Linked DNA regions of Homo sapiens: region 2 is linked to region 1. The links are chromatin contacts, found by Hi-C or POLR2A ChIA-PET in ENCODE. All regions are on one chromosome and are shown on one strand. Each heading gives the region's core, a stretch centred on a gene start or an enhancer-like site at or near the end of the contact. The rest is flanking DNA. Distances are from core to core; before and after follow the strand shown.

The links. A loop is a pair of places that touch in the nucleus more often than their neighbours do. ChIA-PET counts read pairs that join two places held with the same protein, here RNA polymerase II (POLR2A). Pooled maps may share reads with other maps.
Region 2: a pooled map shows a loop between it and region 1 (2.3-fold over the local background). The contact joins two enhancer-like sites. A Hi-C loop is called at or near these places in 1 of 50 pooled maps. POLR2A ChIA-PET finds 5 or more read pairs at or near these places in 3 of 52 experiments (CD4-positive, alpha-beta T cell, Panc1 and activated naive CD4-positive, alpha-beta T cell).

What each region holds. Positions count from the first base shown.
Region 1 is chr1:29,001,478-29,006,673 of GRCh38, forward strand. All of the region lies in intron 4 of EPB41 (erythrocyte membrane protein band 4.1), which reads left to right. Among named protein-coding and RNA genes, the nearest start is that of EPB41, 90 kb to the left of the region's middle. RefSeq lists a silencer at 2,080-2,374. Within about 2 kb of position 1,439, at least 2 of the 41 ENCODE cell types and tissues checked have a DNase peak (open chromatin) inside an H3K27ac peak, as active enhancers do.
Region 2 is chr1:29,104,641-29,109,948 of GRCh38, forward strand. EPB41 (erythrocyte membrane protein band 4.1) reads left to right here. Exons shown (of 21, transcript NM_001376013.1): 18 at 4,696-4,797. Among named protein-coding and RNA genes, the nearest start is that of TMEM200B, 17 kb to the right of the region's middle. Within about 2 kb of position 1,436, at least 2 of the 41 ENCODE cell types and tissues checked have a DNase peak (open chromatin) inside an H3K27ac peak, as active enhancers do.

The DNA.
Region 1 (5,196 bases), core at 189-2,688:
CCTTTTTCCTTGGTTTTCTTTGTGTTTTGATAGAGTGCTACTCCTCAGAAATGGTACATGGGATGTAATCGTTTTTGAGACATTACATGTCTGAAAAGATGGCTTTATTCTGCCTTCTCATTTGATTTTGAATTTTGTTGGGTATAGGATTTTAGGCTTGAAATTATTTGCCTTCAGAATTTTGAAGGCATTGCTTCATTGTCTTCTAGTTTCCAGTGTTGCTCTTGAAAAGGCCAGAGCCATTTTGATTTTTGATCTTTTGTATGACTTTTGTTCGTCTCCCTCCTCCTTTACACAATCAAGCGAGTATGATCTTTTCTTTTTTCTTGTCCTTACGAAGTTGAGAGTTTACAATTATATATCTTGGTGTGGGTTGATTTTCATCTATTGTTCTGGGCCCACGTCTATTTTTTACCAGACTGATTTCCTAAAGAATGTTAATTTAGCATATTGCCTGGGCTGAATGTGGTAGGCATTCAACAAATGTTTATTGAAAGAGTGAGACATATTGTTACACTTGAGAGACTAGCTTTGCCACATACTAGTTGCAAGTTAGATAAGTTACTTGTCCTTCTGTTTTCTCATTGGTAAAATGGGAATGATAATGAGATAATCTGTATGAAAGCATGTAGAATCATGCTTGACATGTAGTAAGCATTCAATAAAAATAAGGTGTTATCATTATTATTATGATAGTATTATTGGCTGGGCATGGTAGCTCATACCTGTAATTCCAGCACTTTGGGATGTAGAAGCAAGTGGATCACTTGAGCCCAGGAGTTTTGAGACTAGTGAAACCCTGTCTCTACCAAAAATGAAAAAATAGTAACTGAGTGTGGTGGCACATACCTCTAGTCCCAGCTACTCGGTAGGTTGAGGTGGGAGGATAACCTGAGCCTGGGAAGGTGAGGCTGCAGTGAGCCATGAGTACACCACTGCACTTGCCTGGGTGACAGGGATAAGACCCTACCTCAAAAAAAAAAAAAAGATAGTATTATTGTTTTAAAATGAAATTACCAATTAATCAAGGCCTTGGCTTTAAAAGAAAAGATTTATGTGTCATAATCTAGAGATGCATTCTGGAGCATCCTTCGGGTTGAATATTCTACCTGTTCTTAGGTAGGATGTACAAAAGAACAGTGTATCTTTTACTTAAAATTGATTGTATTTGGCAAGACTATATGGCTTTATTTTAGCTATTGGAAAAAGATAAAATCACAACAAATTTAGTTAAAGATCTAATTGGCTTTTATTTGTGATTCATGTATTAGGCAGCCTTCATTCTACAAAATAGAATGAGGGCTCCCAATAAGCAATGGCAGAACAGTGGGTTTTGTAAGGTAGGAATAAGGAAACCAAGTAATAGGAAAAAGCTGATTAGTTTACATCAAGTTACTTTTCTTCTAAATGCTAAAGCAGAGAGGACTTTCTTGTTAAACTGACTCAGGTAGACTGGAATCTCCTGTTTTCAGGAAAAACTGGTCTGTTTAGCATCTACCCACTTCCTTTAGGTTTCAGTTTGATTATGTGGTATTTAGTATGAGTGACTCCATTTTTGTTTGGCCTGATCTGTTGGAGCCAGTGAAGAAGCTTAGACCAAAACAATGGCCTTCCATAATTTTTGTTTAACACTATCAGTCCATGTATATGTACTGTCAATAAGCCAAATTTCTAGATAAGACCTTCTCTAGAAGTACACAGATATTTGTGAAATGATTGAATCAGTAAAGTTCATAGTAAATCATGGTCATCTAAGTTTTCCGCCATTCTGAAAATACAGAAGGTAATAGAGCTATACAGGCTCTGGGGGCTCATCCCCCCATTTTATAGATGAGGAAACTGAAGCACAGCGTGACAGAGTGAGTAAAGGCAGAGTGACATCCTCTAGTTGCACAGTCAGTTTACTCCTGTAGCTCCTTGCCTGCTGCCCCTTCCTAAGTTATTTTCTTCTTTAGCTTTTTACTCCTTTCCTTGATTTTTACATTTCATCTGTAGTTTTTTTGTTTCCTCTACAGAATTAGTTTATGTTGTAGAAAAAAAATGTGAGCCATAATACAATGAGAGACAACTGTTTTCTGTTCTTTCCATTCTCTGGTGTCTTCTTTTTGTATATGTAAAGATTTGTCCTTTGTATATGTAACTTCTGTCATTAAGAGCTTTGTGCTTTGTTTGTAGACAATTGAGTACATTTAGCAGGGAGGAAAGTTTTCCCTCATATGGAGTGGCTTGCTTGTTCCCTTTTCCTACTGACTGCGTGATAATGGGCCTATTGCTAGGGTCTGGCAAGACAAGTGGAAAAGCGGTAAGAAGCAAACTTCTTTTTCTTTCAGGCTGGAGTGCAGTGGTGCCATCTTAGTTCACTGCAACCTCCACCTCCCAGGTTCCAGCGATTCTCACGCCTCAGCCTCCTAAGTAGCTGGGATTACAGGCGCCCACCACCACAGCCAGCTAATTTTTGTATTTTTAGTATAGACAGAGTTTCACCATGTTGGTCAGGCTGGTCTTGAACTCCTGGCCTCAGGTGATCCAACTGCCTTGCCTCGCAAAGTGCTGGAATTACAGGCATGAGCCACTGCGCCCAGCCCAGAAGCAAACTTCTATAGTTCTGTGAGAGATTTGTTGCCACTATGAATCAAAATTGTCAGTTAAATAGTTGCTTCCTATATTTTATTCCTGCTTATAATTATTTATTAATGGATCAAGGATTTTTTCCTTGGGAGAGAAGTCACTTACATTAATTCCATCTCCCTCCAAATTTCATCTCTAAGCAGAAAACTTGTGCTCTTCTGGTAAATAATGAGAATTTTAAATTAGGACTACATGCAATTCAATGGTATATAGTCATTGTCTTTTTCCATCCATTTTCTGTGTGGATGAATTTTCTTACCTTTAGAGTCAGATAATCAGTCTGAAAAGATCATCAGTCAAACAGAAGTCTTTTGCTCACCTTCACAGGCAAAGAGCAAACACCAATGGAGTGACTATTAAATAAAGAGTATGAGTAATTTAGTTTATAGTCATCTGAAAGGATTGATTCTCATTGATTCATGACTGGCCTTGAAGGCAAGTGGCAGTCATGGTTGTATCTTTATTGTCTGGCAAATTAGAAAGACGAAGGGGAATTTTGTAAATATACTTGCAGAGTAGGGAGGCTGCATTTGTTATCTTGTCTTTTGCTACAGAGATTTGGGTCAACACCTCTAATGAATTTAAATGTGGTTTTTTGGGGTTTTGTTTCTTATTTTTTGTGTTTTAACTTAGTACTTAAAGAATGAGACCTAGAATTACCTGTGCTCTAGAGTTTCTATAACATAACTTGGAGCAGTGATTTGAAGTCAACATCCTAACAGCAGCATAAATAAGGTTATTCCTTGAGTTAAGACAGATAGACTTCTGGAGCTGTACAAAAGTCTTTTACCTCAAAAGACAAGGATTTGTATAAATCTCTTATGTGTATGCGTGGGGGTTTTAGGACCTCCATATAAGGGTAGCTGATGACTAACTCGGGGAATGGAGTTCTTTTTTTTAAAACATTATGACCTAAGGTTGTAAATGCTGCCGAAGATATGAAAGGTGTTAGTCTGTTCTTGCACTGCTATAAAGAAATATCTATAAAGAAAGGAGGTTTAATTGGCTCATGGTTCTGCAGGCTGTATAAGAAGCATGGTGGCATCAGCTTCTGGGGAGGCCTCAGGAAACTTAGAATCATGGCAGAAGACTATGGGGAAGCTGGCACATCTTACATGGCCAGAGCAGGAGGAAGAGGGGGTGGGATGCTATGTACTTTGAAACAACCAGATCTTGTGAGAACTCTTATCATGAGAACAACACCAAAGGGGGAAATCTACCCCCATGATCCAGTCATCTCCCACCAAGCCCCACCTCCAACACTAGGGATTACAATTTGACATGAGATTTGGGTGGGGATACACATCCAAACAATGTCTGCTCCTATTCATTTTACCTCTTTAAATGCCATTTCTGTAGTTGAAACTTTATTAATCTATCCTGGTTTACTTCAGTAGCGTCATTCATCTATTCTTTGTTCATTCATTCATAAACATTTATTATTCAAATAGTATCTGCCTTGTGCTGGGCAGAGCTATAAAAGACAGTCTCTTTCCTCATGGAGCTCCCAGACTGACTAGGCAATAGCAGTAAGATGGACACCCACATGGATGGGGAGTCAGAAGGGGTTTTCTGGAGAAGATAATAACAGATATGAATTATAAGAGACAGTCAGGAATCTTCCAGATGAAGAAGGAGGGAGAGAGTATTCCAAGTAGAAGAAACCACTTGTAAGAAGGTGTTTTGAAAGAAGAACCCATAGGAGACGGGTAATACTTTAGCCAAATGAATGAAGATCTATATCAGGATATTGCTGCTCTTCATCTCTATATTATTTGGAAAGTTGTTTTTTAAGCCAGAGAAGGAATATAATTCTTTTTAATGCACAAGCTTAAATTCTGCTTAAAGTGTTAATATATTTAATTCTCAGGATATGATTGATAAAATGGACTCTTCAAAAAGAATCCATACCACTGAAAATATTCAAATAGAACTAGATTATTCAGAATTACTATTTTAGGGGACATCTGAAGATCCTGCTTTTTTCCTCTAGCTCTAACCCTTTCTTCTATGCTGTAACCATACTCTTTGAGAAATTGGTTTGCATATATTATTCTCTATTGCCTTACTGCATATTAGCTTAACATAACACAAGAAAGGTGTAAATCGTACATATACATCCCAAAGAATTTTTTTTTTTTTTTTTTTTGAGACGGAGTCTCGCTCTGTCGCCTAGGCTGGAGTGCAGTGGCTTGATCTTGGCTCACTGCAAGCTCCGCCTCCCGGGTTCACGCCATTCTCCTGCCTCAGCCTCCTGAGTAGCTGGTACTACAGGCGCCCGCCACCCAGCCCGTCTAATTTTTTTGAGTTTTTAGTAGAGACAGGGTTTCACTGTGTTAGCCAGGATGGTCTCGATCTCCTGACCTCATGATCCACCCGCCTGGGCCTGCCAGAGTGCTGGGATTACAGGTGTGAGCCACTGCGCCCGGCCAAAGAATTTTTTAAAAGTGAACACATCTGTATAAACGCCCCCAAGATAAGAAAAATGAACATTATCAGAACTCTAAAATCCCCTATTGTGTCCCTTCCAGTCACTACCTCCAACCCCTTATCAGTTGTTACTCCTCC
Region 2 (5,308 bases), core at 186-2,685, 100 kb after region 1:
TAGCATGATCTCAGCTCACTGCAACGTCTGCCTTCCGGGTTCAAGCAATTCTCCTGCCTCAGCCTTCTGAGTAGCTGGGATTACAGGTGCGGGCCACCATGCCTGGCTAATTTTTGTATTTCTTTTTTCAGTAGAAACAGGGCTTCGCCATGTTGGTCAGGCTGGTCTCGAACTCCTGACCTCATGATCCTTCCGCCTCGGCCTCCCAAAGTGCTGGGATTACAGGTGTGAGCCACTGTGCCCGGCCTAATTTTTTAATTTTTTGTACACACGGGACTCACTTTGTTGCTAAGGCTGATCTCGAACTCCTGGGCTCAAGCAATCCTCCCTCCTCAGCCTCCCAAAGTGCTGGTATTACAGATGTGAGCCACCATGCCTAGCAATTTGATTGGTTTTGACAAATGGCTATACATGTGTAACCAAGACACATTTAGGATACAGAACATTACCCCTGAAACTGGCTTCATAGCCTTTTCCATCTGATTTCTACCCCTTTAGGCAGCCAGTGCTCTGCTTTCTATCAGTATTGCTTAGTTTTGCCTGGTTTGGACTTCATGTAAGTAGAAGTATACAGTAGTACACTTTTGTGTATGGCTTCTTTCTTTCTTTTTGAATTGGAGTCTCACTCTTGTCATCCAGGCTGCTGGAGTGCAGTAGTACCATCTCAGCTCACTGCAACCTCCACCTCCCAGATTCTAGCGATTCTCCTGCCTCAGCCTCCTGAGTAGCCAGGATTACAGGTGCCCACCACTTCACCTGGCTAATTTTTGTATTTTTAGTAGAGACGGGGTTTCACCATGTTGGCCAGGCTGGTCTTGAACTCCTGACCTCAGGTGATCCACCCACCTTGGCCTCCCAAAGTGCTGGTATTACAGGCCTGAGCCACCGTACCCAACAGTGTCTGCCTTCTTTCTGAATATAATATTTTTTAGATTCATCCATGTTATGTGAATCAGTAGTTCCCTCTTTTTTATTGCTGAATAGTATTACATTGAATGAATATACCACAATTTGTTTATCCATTCATTTGTTGATGGACAGTTGGATGAATTTCAGTTTGGGAAAATATTAATAAAGCTGCTATGAATGTTCATGTACAGATCTTTTTTTTTTTTTTTTTTTTTTTGAGACAGAGTATGGCTCTGTTGCCGAGGCTGGAGTGCAGTGGCATGATCTCAGCCCACTGCAACCTCCGCCTCCTGGTTCAAGCGATCCTCCTGCCTCAGCCTCCAGAGTAACTGGACTACAGGCATGTATCACCATGCCTGGCTAATTTATTGGTATTTTGTGGTAGAGATAGGGTTTCATGATGTCGGCCAGGCTGGTCTCAAACTCCTGACCTCAGGCAATCCACCTGCCTCGGCCTCCCACAGTGCTGGGATTTCAGGCATGAGCCACCGTGCCTGGCCACAAATCTTGTTGTGGGCGTTTCATTTATCTTGAGTAAACATCTAAGAGTCAAATTGCTGGGTCATAGGACAAATGACCAGTATGAGGAAACATTGGTAAGAGGATCAAGGAAAACAGGCCCTGTATGGGAACAGGGTAAGTAGGAAAACATAACAGTGTCTCCTGCATCTTTAGCATTCTTCAGAGACAGAAAAGAGACTAGAGGGAGCGGGCAGGAGGTAGATAAAGATAGAGTCACAGGTTTATAGAGGAGTTCTTCAAAAAGCTTTAGCCCTTCTGGCATGCAAATTCATGTTATAACAATTTATAAGCTAATTTTATTTGTATAATTTCTTTGTATGCTCACAACAGTGCTACGGTGTAGGCAGAACACATATTCCCATATTGCTTTTATTTTTTATTTTATTTATTTATTTATTTTTTTGAGATGGAGTTTCACTCTTGTTGCCCAGGCTGGAGTGCAGTGGCGCAATCTCAACTCACTGCAACCTCTCAGCCTCCCGAGTAGCTGGGATTTTTTTTTTTTTTTTTTTTTTTTTTTGAGATGGAGTCTTCCTCTGTTACCCAGGCTGGAGTGCAGTGACACAATCTTGGCTCACTGCAACCTCCACCTCCTAGGTTCAAGAGATTCTCCTGCCTCAGCCTCCTGAGTGGCTGGGACGACAGGCGTTTGCCACCACACCTGGCTAATTTTTGTATTTTTAGTAGAGATGGGGTTTCACCATATTGGTCAGCTGGTCTTGAACTCCTGACCTCGTGATCCGCCTGCCTTGGCCTCCCAAAGTGCTGGGACTACAGGTGTGAGCCATTGCACCCAGTCCCCAGTATTGCTTTTATAAATGAGAAAACTAGACTGGGTGCAATGGCTCACGCCTGTAATCCCAGCACTTTGGGAGGCTGAGGAGGGTGGATCACCTGAGGTCAGGAGTTTGAGACCAGCCTGGCCAACATGGTGAAACCCTGTTTCTACTAAAAATACAGAATTAGCCAGGTGTGGTGGCATGCGCCTGTAATCCCAGCTACTTGGGTGGCTGAGGCAAGAGAATCGCTTGAACCCAGGAGGTGGAGGTTGCGGTGAGCCGAGATCCCACTATTGTACTCCAGCCTGGGGAAAAAGCAAAACTCCCTCTCAACAAAAAATAAAATAAATAAAAATTTAAAAATCAAATAAATGAGAAAACTAAAGCTCAGAGAAGTCAGAGTGACTTGCCCAAGGTTCCACAGCTGGTTACTGTCTGAGTGGGGACCCAAACCCCAGACTTCAAACAGGGAGTTTCTTGCCCTGAGTCCTAGTTCAAACACCCATTAGAGTCTTGGACAAATTCTTAACCTCTCTGGAGCTCTGTTTTCTTAACTGTACAATGTGTATAATAATGGTTCCTCCCTCAGATATTGAGAGGCATAATTGAGACAACAGTTGAATTATATGCTTGGCACATAGTAGGAGTATAATAAATATTAGTTGAGTCTGAATCTAAAGTAGATGACTGGTCTTGGCTGAAGAAAATATTAGTTAGCGGCTGGGCGCGGTGGCTCAAAGAGCTGTAATCTCAGCTCTTTGGGAGGTGGAGGTGGGCGGTTCACGAAGTCAGGAGTTCGAGACCAGCCTGGCCAATATGGTGAAACTCCATCTCTGCTAAAAATACAAAAATTAGCCAGGCGTGGTGGCAGGCGCCTGTAATCCCAGCTACTTGGGAGGCTGAGGCAGGAGAATTGCTTGAACCTGGGAGGCAGAGGTTGCAGTGAGCCGAGATCACACTATTGCACTCCAGCCTGGGCAACAGAAGCGAAACTCCATCTCAAAAAAAAAAAAAAAAAAAATACAAAAATTAGCCGGGCGTGGTGGCGCGTGCCTATATTCCCAGCTACTCAGGAGGCTGAGGCAGGAGAATTGCTTAAACCCAGGAGGTGGAGGTTTCGGTGAGCTGAGATCACGCCACTACTCTCCAGCCTGGGTGACAGAGCAAGACTCCATCTCAAAAAAAAAAAAAAAAAAAAGCTAATGTTTGAAAGGCATTTGTGAACTATAAAATGCTATACATGTGCTTAATTATTGTCACTAATGTTGACCTGTGGCTATGTTCCTGCCTCTTATTTCTTTTTTTTTTTTTTTTTGAGACAGAATTTCGCTCTTGTTGCCCAGGCTGGAGTGCAATGTCGCAATCTCAGCTCTCCACAACCTCTGCCTCCTGGGTTCAAGCTATTCTCCTGCCTTAGACTCCCGAGTAGCTGGGACTGCAGACATGCACCACCACACCCGGCTAATTTTGTATTTTTAGTAGAGATGGGGTTTCTCCATGTTGGTCATTCTGGTCTCAAACTCCCCACCTCAGGTGATCTGCCCCCCTCGGTCTCCCAAAGTGCTGGGATTATAGGCCTGAGCCACCGTGCCCGGCCCCTGCCTCCTATTTCTGATCCATTCCTGTCACTGACTCAGTGCTAAGGAAACTATACCCATCCAACTTTCTTAGAAGGAACTTTGTGCCCAGGGAATTTATTTTATTTTATTTTATTTATTTATTTTTAGACAGAGTCTCACTCTGTTGCCCAGGCTGGAAGTACAGTGGCGGGATCTTGGCTCACTGCAACTTCCACCTCCCAGGTTCAAGCATTTCTTCTGCCTCAGCCTCCCGAGTAGCTGGGATTATAGGCAAGCACCACCACGTCCGGCTAATTTTGTTTTTTTAGTAGACACAGGGTTTCACTCTGTTGGCCAGGCTGGTCTCAAACCCCTGACCTCAGGTGATCCACCCGCCTACACCTCCCAAAGTGCTAGGATTACAGGCATGAGCCACCGAGCATGGCCCAATTTATTTTATTTGTTAAGAGGTTACCCTGAAAAAAAAAAAAAAAAAGAGGTTACCCTGGCCGGGTGCGGTAGCTCACACCTGTAATGCCAGTACTTTGGGAGGCCGAGGCAGGCGGATCACCTGAGGTGGGGAGTTTGAGACCAGCCTGACCAACATGGAGAAACCCCATCTCTACTAAAAATACAAAATTAGCCCGGTGTGGTGGTGCATGCCTGTAATCCCAGCTACTCAGGAGGCTGAGGCAGGAGAATTGCTTGAAACCGGGAAGCGGAGGTTGCAGTGAGCTGAGATCACGCCACTGCATTCCAGCCTGGGCGACAAGAGTGAAACTCCGTCTCAAAAAAAAAAAAAGAGGTCATTCTAAGGGAATGAGATTTTTGCATCAGAATGTGCAGCTGAAGAGCAAAGCTGCAGCCTGCAACATTTGCCCAGTCTTCCTGAGAGGCATGATGATGAGCCATGCTTTCTTCTGCAGACTGACGACAACAGTGGAGACTTGGACCCAGGAGTCTTGCTGACAGCTCAAACTATCACATCTGAGACCCCAAGCAGCACCACCACAACTCAAATTACCAAGGTAACAGACCAGCTAGAACCTCTTTATGGAACCCAGGGGCAGGCTAAGCTTGCTGCCACCTCTCTGCAAGAAGGACCCTAGTCCATAAGCAAATATTTTCAGCTCCATCCCTAGTAAGCCACATTATTCAAAGAGTCCTGGATGGAAAGGCCCTGCTGCCTTCCCCAGCAATAAATCTAGGGAGATACCCTGAGAGTATCCCTGCCTACTTAGTAGTCTCCTAAAGGTAGGTGTGGTTGTTCTCTTTACACATCTGTCTCTCTGGTCAGTGAGTCCCCTGTCTGGCTGTGGAAGTAAGTTTAAAAAGTCAGCATGGCCAGGCATGGTGGCCCACACCTGTAATCCCAGCACTTTGGGAGGCCAAGGCAGGTGGATCACCTGAGATCAGGAGTACGAGACTAGCCTGACCAACATGGTAAAACCCCGTCTCTACTAAGAATACATAAATTAGCCGGGTGTGGCGGCATACACCTGTAGTCCCAGCTATTCGGGAGGCTGAGGGAGGAGAATT